2 separate regions of the Homo sapiens genome follow, and region 2 is linked to region 1. Evidence: read pairs that join two places in POLR2A ChIA-PET (ENCODE). Cell type or tissue: OCI-LY7. All regions are shown on one strand. Each heading gives the region's core, and the rest is flanking DNA. Links, peaks and the distances in the headings are about the cores only. Region 1 has its middle 22 kb from the start of SEC63. Region 2 overlaps ZBTB24 (zinc finger and BTB domain containing 24).

Region 1 (8,792 bases), core at 2,193-6,192:
TCTTATACTCTTGCCTTCCTTCTCTTCTCTCAATCTTTTTCTCATCCCCTAAGTTCTATATCCTAAATATCTCTTGAATCCATCACATGTATCTATCTCAGTTTCCCAATCACCTCTCCCCTAAACTATGACAACATGTCTCCCAGGTAGATTCCCATCCTAACCTCCGGCAATACATTTCCTCCACAACATAGCTGGAGGGATTTTGTTAAAATGAAACATGAATCGTTCATCTTTTATGGCCCTTCACGGCCCTTAGGATAAAGTCCACAACCCATATTGCAAAATAAAGGCCTTTCTCGGTCTGCTCCCCCTTTGCTTGCCCCCTTGAGCCTCTCCTGGAGTCATTCTTCCCTTCCCTTGTGGCTACCCCTGCCTTTTTATCTTGAGGCTCCCTGCCTGTAACATTTCCCCAATGACTTCTTACTCAGTTGAGATCTGATTCTTTTTTTTTTTTTTTTTTTTTTTTTTTTTTTGAGATGGAGTCTCACTCTATTGCCCAGGCTGGAGTGCAGTGGCACAATCTCGGCTCACTGCAACCTCCACCTCCTGGGTTCAAGCAATTCTCCTGCCTCAGCCTCCCGAGTAGCTGGGATTACAGGCGCCCGCCACCATGCCCAGCTAATTTTGTATTTTTAGTAGAGATGGGGTTTCACCACGTTGGCCAAGCTGATCTCGAACTCCTGATCTCTAATGATCTACCCACCTCAGCCTCCCAAAGTGCTGGGATTACAGGCATGAGCCACCGAGCCCAGCCTGATTCTGTTTTTTTTTTTGTTGTTTTTTGTTTTTTGTTTTTTGAGACAGTCTCACTCTGTTGCCCAGGCTGGAGTGCAGTGATGCAATCTTAGCTCACTGCAACTTCCACCTCCCGGGTTCAAGTGATTCTCCTGCGTCAGCCTACCAAGTAGCTGGGACTATAGGTGCGTGCCACTATGCCCAGCTAATTTTTGTATTTTTAGTAGAGGTGGGGTTTCACTATGTTGGTCCGGCTGGTCTCAAACTCCTGACCTCAAATGATCTATCCACCTCGACCTCCCCAAGTGCTGGGATTACAGGAGTGAGCCACTACCCTCGCTCCTGATTCTTTTTTAAGTGCCCAGTTTAAACACCACTTTCTCAAGGAAGACTTCCCTGACCCCCGTGTCCCTCCCCATGACTCAGTGAGGTGCTGCTCCTGCTATGTGCTCCCACATTTCTCTGATTTAATGGTCACAGAACTTCAATCCTACAATATTAACAAAGCTTAATTGTCTCCCCTGATCTTAGCCTCTGTGCCCCACGATATCCAGTGTCCAACCCAGTGCCCGGTTCTAAGAATGAATGAATGTTTATCCCACATAACATATTCGAGCTCTGCTCCTTCTACCCCATCCCCAGAATCCTGTTCTAGGCCACGTCCCCTCACACCTGGTTTGTGAAACAGCCTCAGATCAGCACCCCCAGCCTGAGGATCTCCTTCATCTAATCCACTCTGCTCACAGCAGCCAGAACAGCAAGAACCGTTGTCCTCAAGCATCATTTTGATCATATCACTCCCCTTCTTAGCAGCCTGCAATAGCTCCAATTGCCTCTTGAATTAAATTAAAACTCCTAATCACAGGCTTCAAGGGTCTCTACCAATTAGCTACCTCCCTTCCCCCACACCTAACTGCTGTCATCTTTTCACAGGCCCTCAAGCATGGCTTCCCTGCTGCCCTGCAAATCTGCTCCTAAGCCTGCCCCAATGGCACTCTCTCCTACCTTTTCAGCTTTCTCCCCTCTTTCTTTCTTTCTCCTAAATGATATCCCTTCCCCCACCTTAAAAATATCGCTCAATAATCATTTCCTTCATGAATACCTCCTAAGTCAACTCCATGTGGTTTTGTCCTGTCTATCACAACCTGTTATTAATCAAGCGCGTAGAGTATTTCTGCTTATTCATGTGCTGTGAGTGTCCTGTGCCCTGTGGCCGCTGCTAACTTACTGTTTGTACCATCTGCCCTCTTAGGGTCCAACAACTTCAAGGACAAGAATGATGTATTTTCATCACTTGTGACTTCCGGTGAGAGACCTGAAAATAGGAATTTCCAAACAAATCTGTTTTCCCTCAGGTTTCCTAGACCAGATTTCGGGTCGGTCTGACCAGGTGCAGCCCCATCCTAGCAGCAGATTGCTTGTTCTCAGCATTCCCATCATGGAGAATCTTAGTGTGGTGGTGAGGAAGAGGGACAATAACACTCCTGAGTGCTCACCTATGCCAGACACTGTGCGAGGAGCTTTACATGCGGCATTTCACTGATACCTCCCAGCAATCTGATGAATTAGAAATTATCATTCCTGATTTTAAATCGCATTAGGAGTCCAGGAGAATTTGTATCATCTGTCCTTGTCATTCAACAGGTTTTTCTGGCTCTAAAAAACATGCTTCTCTTCCTACATCAGGGAAGACATGCTTCTTTCTTTCTTTTTTTTTTTTTTTTTTAGTAGAGATGAGGTTTCACTATGTTGTCCAGGCTGGTCTCAACTCGTGAGCTCAAGCAATCCTCCTGCCTCTGCCTCCCAAAGTGCTGGGATTATAGTCGTGAACCACTGCACCCAGCCAGGGAGGACGTGTTTCTGAACAAGTGGTCCTTCTGGCAGAATGTCCCAAATATAAACCAAAATCGTGACAGGTGTTTTGACAACGGTGCATAGGCCACTTTAAGTCAGTGGTCACTATGCCTGTGCCACAAGCTTTGCTGCCTGTTTGCTTGTCTAGTCCTTGTGAGATAAGACTCTTTTATAAGTGATTACTTTTAAAATTTTAGTTGAAGATTCCCTTAAGCATTTGATGAAAGCCATTGAATCTCTCCCCCCAAAAGTACATAAACACACGAAATTTATGAACAATACCAGGGTGCTTGCAGAAACAACACTTCTTCCTTAACTTCTATCTATCTATCTATCAACTTCTCTGGATCTGTGTCTGGAGCCCCTGGTTTACAGCTCCTGGTTTATATGTTCTCCTTACACCTTTTCGATGTTACAGAATCCAGAACATATCACAAGCAAACTTTTGAGGACTCTATCAATATTAGCTATGTTTTAAAAGATGGGCTGCATCAGTCTTGAGTTATTTAAAGATGCAAAGATTAGCTTAAAAATGGAAACCTCGCCAGGTGAGTGGCTCACATCTGTAATTCCAGCACTTTGGGAGGCTGAAGTGGGAGGAGAGCCTGAGCCCAGGAGTTTAAAACCAGCCTGGGCAACATAGTGAGACCCCATCTCTACAAAAATAAAAAAAATTAGCTGGGGGTGATGGCATGAGCCTGTAGTACCAGCTACTCGGGAGGCTGAGGCAGGAGAATCACTTGAACCCGCGAGGTGGAGGTTGCAGTGAGCCGAGATTGTGCCACTGCACTCCAGCCTGGGCGACAGAGGAGACACCGTCTCAAAAAAATAAATAAAATAAAATAAAAGACCTAAGAGAAAACCTAGAGTCTGAAAAGACATTAGAGAAAGGGCTTCTTGAGAAAATAAATTTAATGATTCTTTCTTCTGGTTGTGCCCTTATTAATCTTTGGTCCCTGCTGTTGGTTTTAATCCCAACACCTTTATCCAGATTGGCCTTCATCCTGATTGCAGATAACACTATTATCCTGTTTCAGCTTAACTTTTGGAAGCACAGCAGCAGAGGCTGCTCTATTTATAAGATGAAGCTCCTTTTCAAACAACAGTCACTTCATTTTCCTGGAAAACTCTTCCCTTTGTAGTTAAGAAGAAAGAAAAAAAGAAAAAACAGGGAGGCTGTTTGAGGCTGAAGAGTGACCTCTCTCGGTGGAGAGGTGGAAGAGGTTCCTTATCAGGCCAGTTTCAACTGGGACAGGAAAGAGACCAAGCATCCATAGGTCCAGAGTGTCTGTGAACCCTCTTAAGTTGTAGGTAAAATTTGGGGATGTGAAATGTGCATTTATCTAGAAAATGGTCTAGAGCTTTCATCAGGTTCTCAAAGAATTCTTTGTTCTTTAAGGTCCACAGGGTTGGGCCTGTGCTTTCTCAAAGTGTTTGAGGTCAGAAGAGTGCCTGCAGCACAATCACTGGAGAGCTTGTTAAAAACTCAGATTCCTGGCCAGGCACGGTGGCTCATGCCTGTAATCCCAGCACTTTGGGAGGCCGACACGAGCAGATAGCTTGAGGTCAGGAGTTTGAGACAAGCCCAGCCAACAAACAGTGAAGCCCTGTCTCTACTAAAAATATAAAAATTGGGCATAGTGCTGCATGCCTATAATCCCCGCTACTCAGGAGGCTGAGGCAGGAGAATCGCTTAAACCCGGAAGACGGAGGTTGCAGTGAGCCAGGATTGCCCCACTGCACTCCAGCCTGGGAAACAAAGTGAGACTCTTGTCTCAAAAAAATAAATAAATAAAAATAAACAAATAAACAAAAACACACCTCAGATTCCTAGGCCCCACACCAGATTTTCTGAATTAGTATCTCTAGGGATATGGTCTGGGACTCTAAATTTTTAACAGTTTCCCAGGTGATTTGGTTAAATTTCTGCATTAACTAGGAAGTTCCAAGTGTTTAACACCATTTGTTAGAATAAGATCAACAATTAATTATAGTGCAGGGAAGTGCTTACATTTACCCAAATAGGCCTGGTTCCAATCTCAGCTCATGTAACCTTGGCAAACTATGAATCTCACTGCTCCTTAATTGCCTAATCTATATATATGGGCTAAATAATTTGTCTGTCTTAAGATAATATTGCCTAATACATAGCAGAAGTCCAAAAATATTATTTATTGTTCATAACTTCTCTTAAATACTGGACATTCCCCACACTCTCCAGGTACAATGTTTGTTTGTTTTTTAAAGTGTTTTATGAGGCTTTTTTCTGGTAAAGGTATCGTCAAACAAAACAAAATGAAACAAGACAGGTTAATCATCTTCTACAATGAAGTACCAGCCATATTTCAAGGGGTTTTGTTATGCCATCAAATATATTTGAGCTGTAAACTATAAACTGAAATTCTCTTTGTTTCAACCTAACAGAAAAATTAGCAGTATTAGCATTCTGTAGGCTTGACCACACTGCAACTCTCCCTGGAAACTCAGAGCAATTTTAGCAAATGGAAAGCATAGATACCAGTATTCGTCAACAAGGACAAAGTCTTCTATTACCCTATTGAGAGTGTTTGATTTAATTGAACACCTACTCTCTAACACGTCTTCAGAAGCAAAGTGCAAAAAAAGAGAAAAGGGCCAGGGGCGGCGGCTCATACCTGTAATCCCAGCACTTTGGGAGGCCGAGGCAGGCGGATCACGAGGTCAGGAGATCGAGACCATCCTGGCTAACACGGTGAAACCCCATCTCTACTAAAAATACAAAAAATTAGCCGGGCGCGGTGGCGGGCGCCTGTAGTCCCAGCTACTCGGGAGGCTGAGGCAGGAGAATGGCGTGAACCTGGGAGGTAGAGGTTGCAGTGAGCGAAGATAGCGCCACTGCAGTCCGGCCTGGGCGAAAGAGCGAGACTCCGTCTCAAAAAAAAAAAAAAAAAAATATTAGCCTGGCGTGGTGGCACATGCCTGTAATCCCAGCTACTTGGGAGGTTGAGGCAGGAGAATTGCTTGAACCCAGGAGGCGGAGGTTGTGGTGAGCCAAGATCGTGCCATTGCACTCCAGCCTGGGCAACAAAAGCGAAACTCTGTCTCAAAAAAAAAAAAAAGAAAAGAAATTCCTATTTTTGTAAAACCAGTTGTAAAATTCGTTTTTCTTAAAGTTGTAAAATTGCTGTGAACTCCCTTTCCCCATCCCCATGTACATGTACTGGAATGTTATCAGCAAATTCCTTCCCTCTGATAATTTTGCAGCTCTATTCTGCCAGAACTATAAGTTTTCTACCATTGGAAAAGCATTTACACAAATGTTCATTTTTTTACATACCAAAGAAAATGTACCTTGGCTCAAGATGTAAGCAGGAAATCAAAAGGAAATATAATACCTAAATAAAAACAAATTCTACTAATTCATTTTTACATAGAATAACTAAAGTTTCCATTTGTCTTTGTTTTTGTTGTTTTAATTTTTTAAAATTACAGATGGGGTCTTGCTTCGTTGTTCAGGCTGTTCTTGAACTTCTGGGCTCCAGGAATCCTCCCACCTTGGCTTCCCAAAGTGCTAGAATTACAGGTGTGAGCCACCACACCAGGCCTAAGTTTCCGCTAGATTACCTAAAGGATCTTATAATTTGTTTCGGTGACTTTTTTGAGGTTAGACATTAATTCTAGTCACTGGTAGAAGATGTGTTTGGGGCATGAGAAACTGGCTCTGAGAAGAGCCGATATTCAAGAGGTAGAATACAGTGGTCTGCTTACCTTAAATTTATCATCTTATGATTCCTAAAAAAAAAAAAAAAAAAAAAAATGGAGGCCAGGTGTGGTGGCTCACGCCTATAATCCCAGCACTTTGGGAGGCCGAGGCGGGGAGATCACCTGAGGTCAGGAGTTCAAGGCCAGCCTGGCAAACATGGGAAACCCCATCTCTACTAAAAATACAAAAAACGAAAAAACAAAAGACCTAACTGGGTGTGATGGTGGGTGGCGCCTGTAATCCCAGCTACTTGGGAGGTGGAGGTTGCAGTGAGCTGAGATTGAGCCACTGCACTTCAGCCTGGGCCACAGAGTGAGATTCCTCACCCCTGCAAAAAAAAAAAAAAAAAAAAATTGTTGTTGTTATAGAGATGAGGTCTTGCTATATTGCCCAGGCTGGTCTCAAACTCCTGGCTTCAAGCAATCCTCCTGCTTTAGCCTCCCAAAGTGCTGGGATTACTTTGGTGTGAGCCACCGTGCCCAGCTCATCTTATGATTCTTAAATCTATTTACCAAAATCTTCCTAAATAGGATAAACTCAGATTTTTGTATTCCTTGATTGCCATCTGCTGGTGGTCCTCCATACTAGAAAATAAAAATTCCTGGGAAGACAGCAACAACCTGGTAATTGCTTGATTTAAGTAGTTCTTGAAAACTTGGAGAGAATATTTCTTTAAACATTTTTTTCTGTTTATTTTGAGACCAGGTTATGAGACTGGCTAATTTTTATATTTTTGGTACAGATGGGGTTTTGCCATGTTGCCCAGGCTGATCTCAAACCCCTGGGCTCAAGCAATCCACCTACCTCGGCCTCCCAAAGTGCTGGGATTACAGCCATGAGCCACTGCACCGGCCAGAGAGAATATTTCTAATGCCCTCGATGATACAAGACAGTCGAAGGCAAAGTGAGGAAGGGACATTAGGTAATAATAACAATAGCAATTATGATAACTAACTTCATTCAATCAATAAATATTTATTGAGTATCTACTATCCTGAATAGAGAGGTAAACAAGACAGACAAAATCTCTGTCTTCATGGAGATTTTAAGCAAATATGATATAAAGTAGTTACTTTATATCATAAAGTGTTACTCAGAAAAATAAACCAGGGCAAGGAACTGGAAAGTGATGGCAGAAGGAGGGCACTGTTTTAGATGAAGAGGCCTGAAAGGCCTTTAGGAGGTGACATTTGCATTTTTTAACATTGAGTATTAACATAAATATTCAACAAAGTGGATTTTGTTGAATATTTCTTTCTTCCTTTTTTTTTTGAGACATGGTCTCACTCTGTCATTCATGCTGGAGTATAGTAGTGCAGTCACTGCTCACTGTGGCCTTGACCTCCTGGGCTCAAGCGATCCCTCCCATCTCAGCCTCCTGAGTAGCTGGGACTATAGGCATGCGTCACCATGCTTGGCTAATTTTTAAAATCTTTTTGTAGAAACAAGGTCTCACTCTATTGCCCAGACTGGTCTCAAACTCCTGGGCTCAAGCAGTCCTCCCACTTCAGCCTCCGAAAGTACTGGGATTGCAGGTGTGAGCCACTGTGCCCGGTCTGAATATTTATTTATGCAGGCCCTGAGTCCACAGCTGCCTATGCAGCATATTATGTAATCCTCTCAACAACCTATGAGGCAGATGCTACTACTAGCCTCATCTTACTGATTAGCAATTTGAAGGAGAGAAAGATGGAGCTGGTATTCAAACAGAGGCACTGTCCTTTTATAACACTATAACTTTTCAAAGCTCTTTCATGCAAATGCAATAATATATGCAGAAATGTTTTGTGGATGATAAAGTACTATGCAAATGTAAGTAATTATCACTATTTTAATGTAATCTGATTTGACCTTCATAGTATCCCTGTAAAGGGGATAAAGTGTGTAATATTATATCATTTTGTAGATGATAAAACAAACACACTCAATTGTAAAGTGCAAAGTGATGTGACTTGTCCAAGGTCACAAAGTTAGTTAATGGCATATTCAGAATTAGAGCTTATGTTTTTAAGGAGCATTATTTTAAAGTTTTGTACTTTTATACTTTTATCTCTTGAGATGATAAATTATACTAAGTATTTTTCTTGCCAAGCTTATTTATAACCACATTAATCATAGGAATTAAAAACAGTTTAGGGGCCAGGCACGGTGGCTCATGCCTGTAATCCCAGCACTTTGGGAGGCCAAGGCAGGAGGATCGTCTGAGATCAGGAGTTTGAGACCAATCTGGCCAATGTGGCGAAACTCTGTCTCTACTAAAAATACAAAAGAAAATTAGCCAGGCATGGTGGCACACACCTGTAGTCCCAGCTACTGAGGAGGCTGAGGCAGAAGAATCGCTTGAACCCAGGAGACAGAGGTTGCAGTGAGCGGAGACCACCCCACTGCACTCCAGCCTGGACGACAGAGCAAGTCTCTGTGAAAACAACAGCAGCAGCAACAACAACAACAACAAAAC
Region 2 (4,000 bases), core at 1-4,000, 1.5 Mb before region 1:
CCCCTTTGAATAAAAAAGTTCAATGACGCCGGGCGTGGAGGCTCATGCCTGTAATCCCAGCACTTTGGGAGGCCAAGGTGGGCGGATCACGAGGTCAGGAGTTCGAGGGCAGCCTGACCAACATAGTGAAACCCCATCTCTACTAAAAATACAAAAATTAGCTGGGCGTGGTGGTGTACCCCTGTAATCCCAGCTACTCGGGAGGCTGAGACAGGAGAATCACTTGAACCCAGGAGGCGGAGGCTGCAGTGAGCTGAGATCACGCCATTGCACTCAAGCCTGGCGACAGAGCGAGACTCCGTCTCAAAAAAAAAAGTTAAATGACTTGAGTACCCAAAAGAAATGTCGTGAACATGAAAGTACTTCTCATGTGTCCTTGAGAAATGATGTTGCTAGTGCAGTGTTTCACAATTCATTTTCTACTAAATGTGTACCATTTTTTAAATTGTTTTAACAGAAATATAGAGTGTGTTTCTTAGGAAATAGAATGTTATGCTTTGGGGCTCCTGAAACACCTCGTTTTGAAGGTGAATCTTTGGTTTTCTCCCAGAAGAGGGTCTGCCTTGGGATGATTGGAGCTCTTACCATCAAAATCAGTTATTCAAGTGCTTGCCCAGTGCTTCTTGAAACTCACCTCTACTCTGTATTTTCTACAGTTGGTTCTTGTGTTATAAATGTTGTGAGCAACAGATTAAATGATGCTGAGGAATGAAAAAAGATTCTCATTATAAATGCTTACCTAGGATTCTCATTATAGATGCTTATCTAGGTTTTCATAAATGGGAATGTAACAATATCTTCCAAATATGGAGTCCTTACTATTGTCCAGGAGCCAAGCCAGGTCTGTTAAATCTGTATCATATCTTACTGGGTCTCAAACATCTTCCATGTCATGGCACACAGATTTACAATATAGCACCCTCTGGTTGGAGGACTCCAGTCCCCTCTGTTCATGACTGGTATATTAGTTTGCCATGACTACCATAACAAATACCACAGACTGGGTGACTGAAAAAATAGAAAGTCCAAGATCAACGTGTCAGTGGGGTTGGTTTCTTCTGAGGCCTCCCTTCTAGTTGTCTTCCCCTGCCTGTATCTTCACATGTCCTTCCCTCTGTCTTACTCTCTTTTAAGAACACCAGTTGTATGGGATCAGCCCACATTAATGTCCTCATTTAATCATCTTTTCAAATACAATCCCATTCTGAGATGCTGGGTATTAGGACATCAACATGTGAATTTGGAGTAGGGGGACACAATTTACCTCCTAACAACTGGCATCTGAGTGAGGAGGGGAGCAGTGTCTGGGACACACCTTAACCACTGGAAGCATGTCTCATCTTAATCTTCATGACATTCTGGTGAGGTGAGTAATTATTATGCTTATTGGACAGATGAGAACATGGAGCCCAAAGAGAAAGTCTGTTGCCAAATGTCATACAGTAAGTGGTAGAACCAGAACTAGGGCACAGGCTTTTAAAACTTTAAGCTGGATTTCTTATTCCCAAGGTTAATAGAACCAAAAGAAAAGGACAATTTTCTTATTAAATAAGTAATTTCTTATTTATTATTAAATACATAATTTATTTCCCACTTATTAAGTTCTTATTAAAAATTACATATTTAATAAGAACTTACTAATTAAAGAATGTGACCTGCTTAATGTAATAGAAGTTTTTGACTAAAATTGAGGGTCTATGTCTGGAATTATAGCATACTTTTTTCTTTTTTTAAGTGGAGACAGGGTCTCACTATATTGCCCAGGCTGGCCTCAAACTCCTGGCCTCAAGCAGTCCTCCCACCTTGGCCTCCTAAAGTGCTGGGATTACAAGCATGTGCCACCTGCATACAATTATAACTTTTTTACATAAAACAATAGTAGTGAAAGTTACGGTCTACAGAAATTCAGTAACTACCATATAATCATGTTAGTGTTTCACTACTATTGATTTAAAGCTTAATTGGTAAGAAAATGTGGCACATATACACCATGGAATACTATGCAGCCATAAAAAAGGATGGATGAGTTCATGTCCTTTGCAGGGACATGGATGAAACTGGAAATCATCATTCTCAGCAAACTAACACAGGAACAGAAAACCAAACACCACATGTTCTCACTCATAGATGGGAATTGAACAATGAGAACACTTGGACACAAGGCAGGGAACATCACATACCAGGGCCTGTCATAGGGTGGGGGGCTGGGGGAGGGATAGGATTATGAGAAATACCTAATGTAAATGACAAGTTGATGGGTGCAGCATACCAGCATGGCACATGTATACCTATGTAACCTGCATGTTGTGCACATGTACCCTAGAACTTAAAGTATAATTTAAAAAAAAGCTTAATCGAAATTTGCCAGTTGGATGAAAGTTACTGGTAAGGTGAAAATGTCTTAGTTAACAGGAGCCTCTGTAAGTGAGCCCTTTTTTCAAATTTTTGACTGAGGATATTTTAAGTTTAGGGTAGGTTTGTTTTATTTTTGTTATCCTTAATAAGCATTAAGGTAAAATTTCATTTTCAGTTTCTAAACTTAAGCCTAAACTCTTAAGAATTGAAAGAAAACTCTTTGTTTTGCTTTTGTAAATAGCAGATAAAGAGGAATGACCTGTGAAAAATCTGCTTGCCTTGCCTTTTGTAAATAGCAGCTCTCAAGGAGTGACCTCTAAAAGAAGCTGGAATGTTGTGATAGTTTATCCTGCTCTCAAATCCTTTACACATAATTAAGCAGCAAAAGACTTTAGCTTACTGGAGTGTGTGTGTGTGTGTGTGTGTGTGTGTATTTATATATATATTTCATTCTAACTTGAAACATGGGACATCAACAGCTTTTAAACTAAAGCTCATTCGATTACATTTCTTTTTTTTTTTTTTTTTTTACGTAGGGTCTTGCTCTGTCACAGGCTGAAGTGCAGTGGCATGATCATGGCTCACTACAGCCTCTTAGCCTCCTGAGTACCTGGGACCACAGGCATGCACCACCACCACACTCAGCTAATTTTTAGATTTTTTTTTAGAGACAAGGTCTCACTACGTTACCCAGGCTGGTCTCAAACTCCTGAGCTCAAGTGATCCTCCCACCTCAGCCTCCCAGAGTGCTGGGATTATAGACACAAGCCACTGTACTCAGCCCACATTCTCAGTAATACAAAATGTAGGAATTTAAACACATTTTGGTAACAGCAAGGGATCTTAGCTTTTTTATGAGTCTGAAAAGTGGTACTATATTCAGTGTGAAGTGTGAAAAAAGGAAAAAATTTGAGCAGGGGTCAGGATAGAGAACTTTTATTCTGAATTCATAATATCCATAATATGTCACTTTAAATATAATTCAAAGATGATTTTCCAAAAGAATAGTTTGGGTATTGGTTTTAGTTCATTCATATGACTATCCTTGTTAAATGAAAAGTCAAACTGAAGCTTCCTTAGACTAAATCAGAGTTAAAAACAAAACTACATTTTAAAAATCCACCTGTCAAGATAATTTTAGTTTGGTTAATTAAGTGGCTTCTGGATAAATGTTTCTTATAATCTTAGTGTTTGAAGGGCAAAGGCAGTCTTATTACAAAAATATGGGCAAGTATTTAACTGATCCTGAACCTATTTATGTGTTTAATCTTTGCAGCCTCTCAAGGTAGAGTCCTTGTGTTATCTCAGAATCTATGAAATCATAATTGTGCTTTGACTTCTGGGGAAGGTATTGAGTAAAAAGCAGCATACAGAGGAATAAGGTGGGAAGGAAAAATAGGAAAGAATGGGGGCCCCAAGTTTGTGATTTACCCACTCCAAGCCAAGAGACAAAGCTGGGTGTCATTCTTGAAGGGGCCCACCTGACCCCCACACCCAATTCATGGCCATGTTATGTCAGTTTCACCTTGAAATATCTTTTGACTCCATCCACTTCTCCCATCCTCACTATACCATGTCACTTGCCTGTACTCCTGACAAAGACCTGATTGATCCTTTCTACCACCTCCTGCTGGGCTTTCTCCAC

What was found. Peaks named below come from ENCODE experiments on the same cell type or tissue, not always from the same donor. Only the 100,000 strongest peaks of a DNase experiment are listed, where the experiment ranks them.
Region 2: POLR2A ChIA-PET joins it to region 1 with 5 read pairs; 1 of 35 experiments calls an interaction of 5 or more read pairs at or near these places.

What each region holds. Positions count from the first base shown.
Region 1 is chr6:107,975,500-107,984,291 of GRCh38, reverse strand. No RefSeq gene overlaps it. Among named protein-coding and RNA genes, the nearest start is that of SEC63, 22 kb to the right of the region's middle. In OCI-LY7, for the core only: CTCF peaks have their summits at 3,577 and 3,780; a DNase peak (open chromatin) is centred at 3,821.
Region 2 is chr6:109,459,311-109,463,310 of GRCh38, reverse strand. ZBTB24 (zinc finger and BTB domain containing 24) reads left to right here. Exons shown (of 7, transcript NM_014797.3): 7 at 1-717. It also overlaps a transcript of MICAL1 not described here. Among named protein-coding and RNA genes, the nearest start is that of MICAL1, 5.5 kb to the right of the region's middle. In OCI-LY7, for the core only: no CTCF peak of the experiment used is centred there; no DNase peak of the experiment used is centred there; H3K27ac peaks cover 1,715 bases.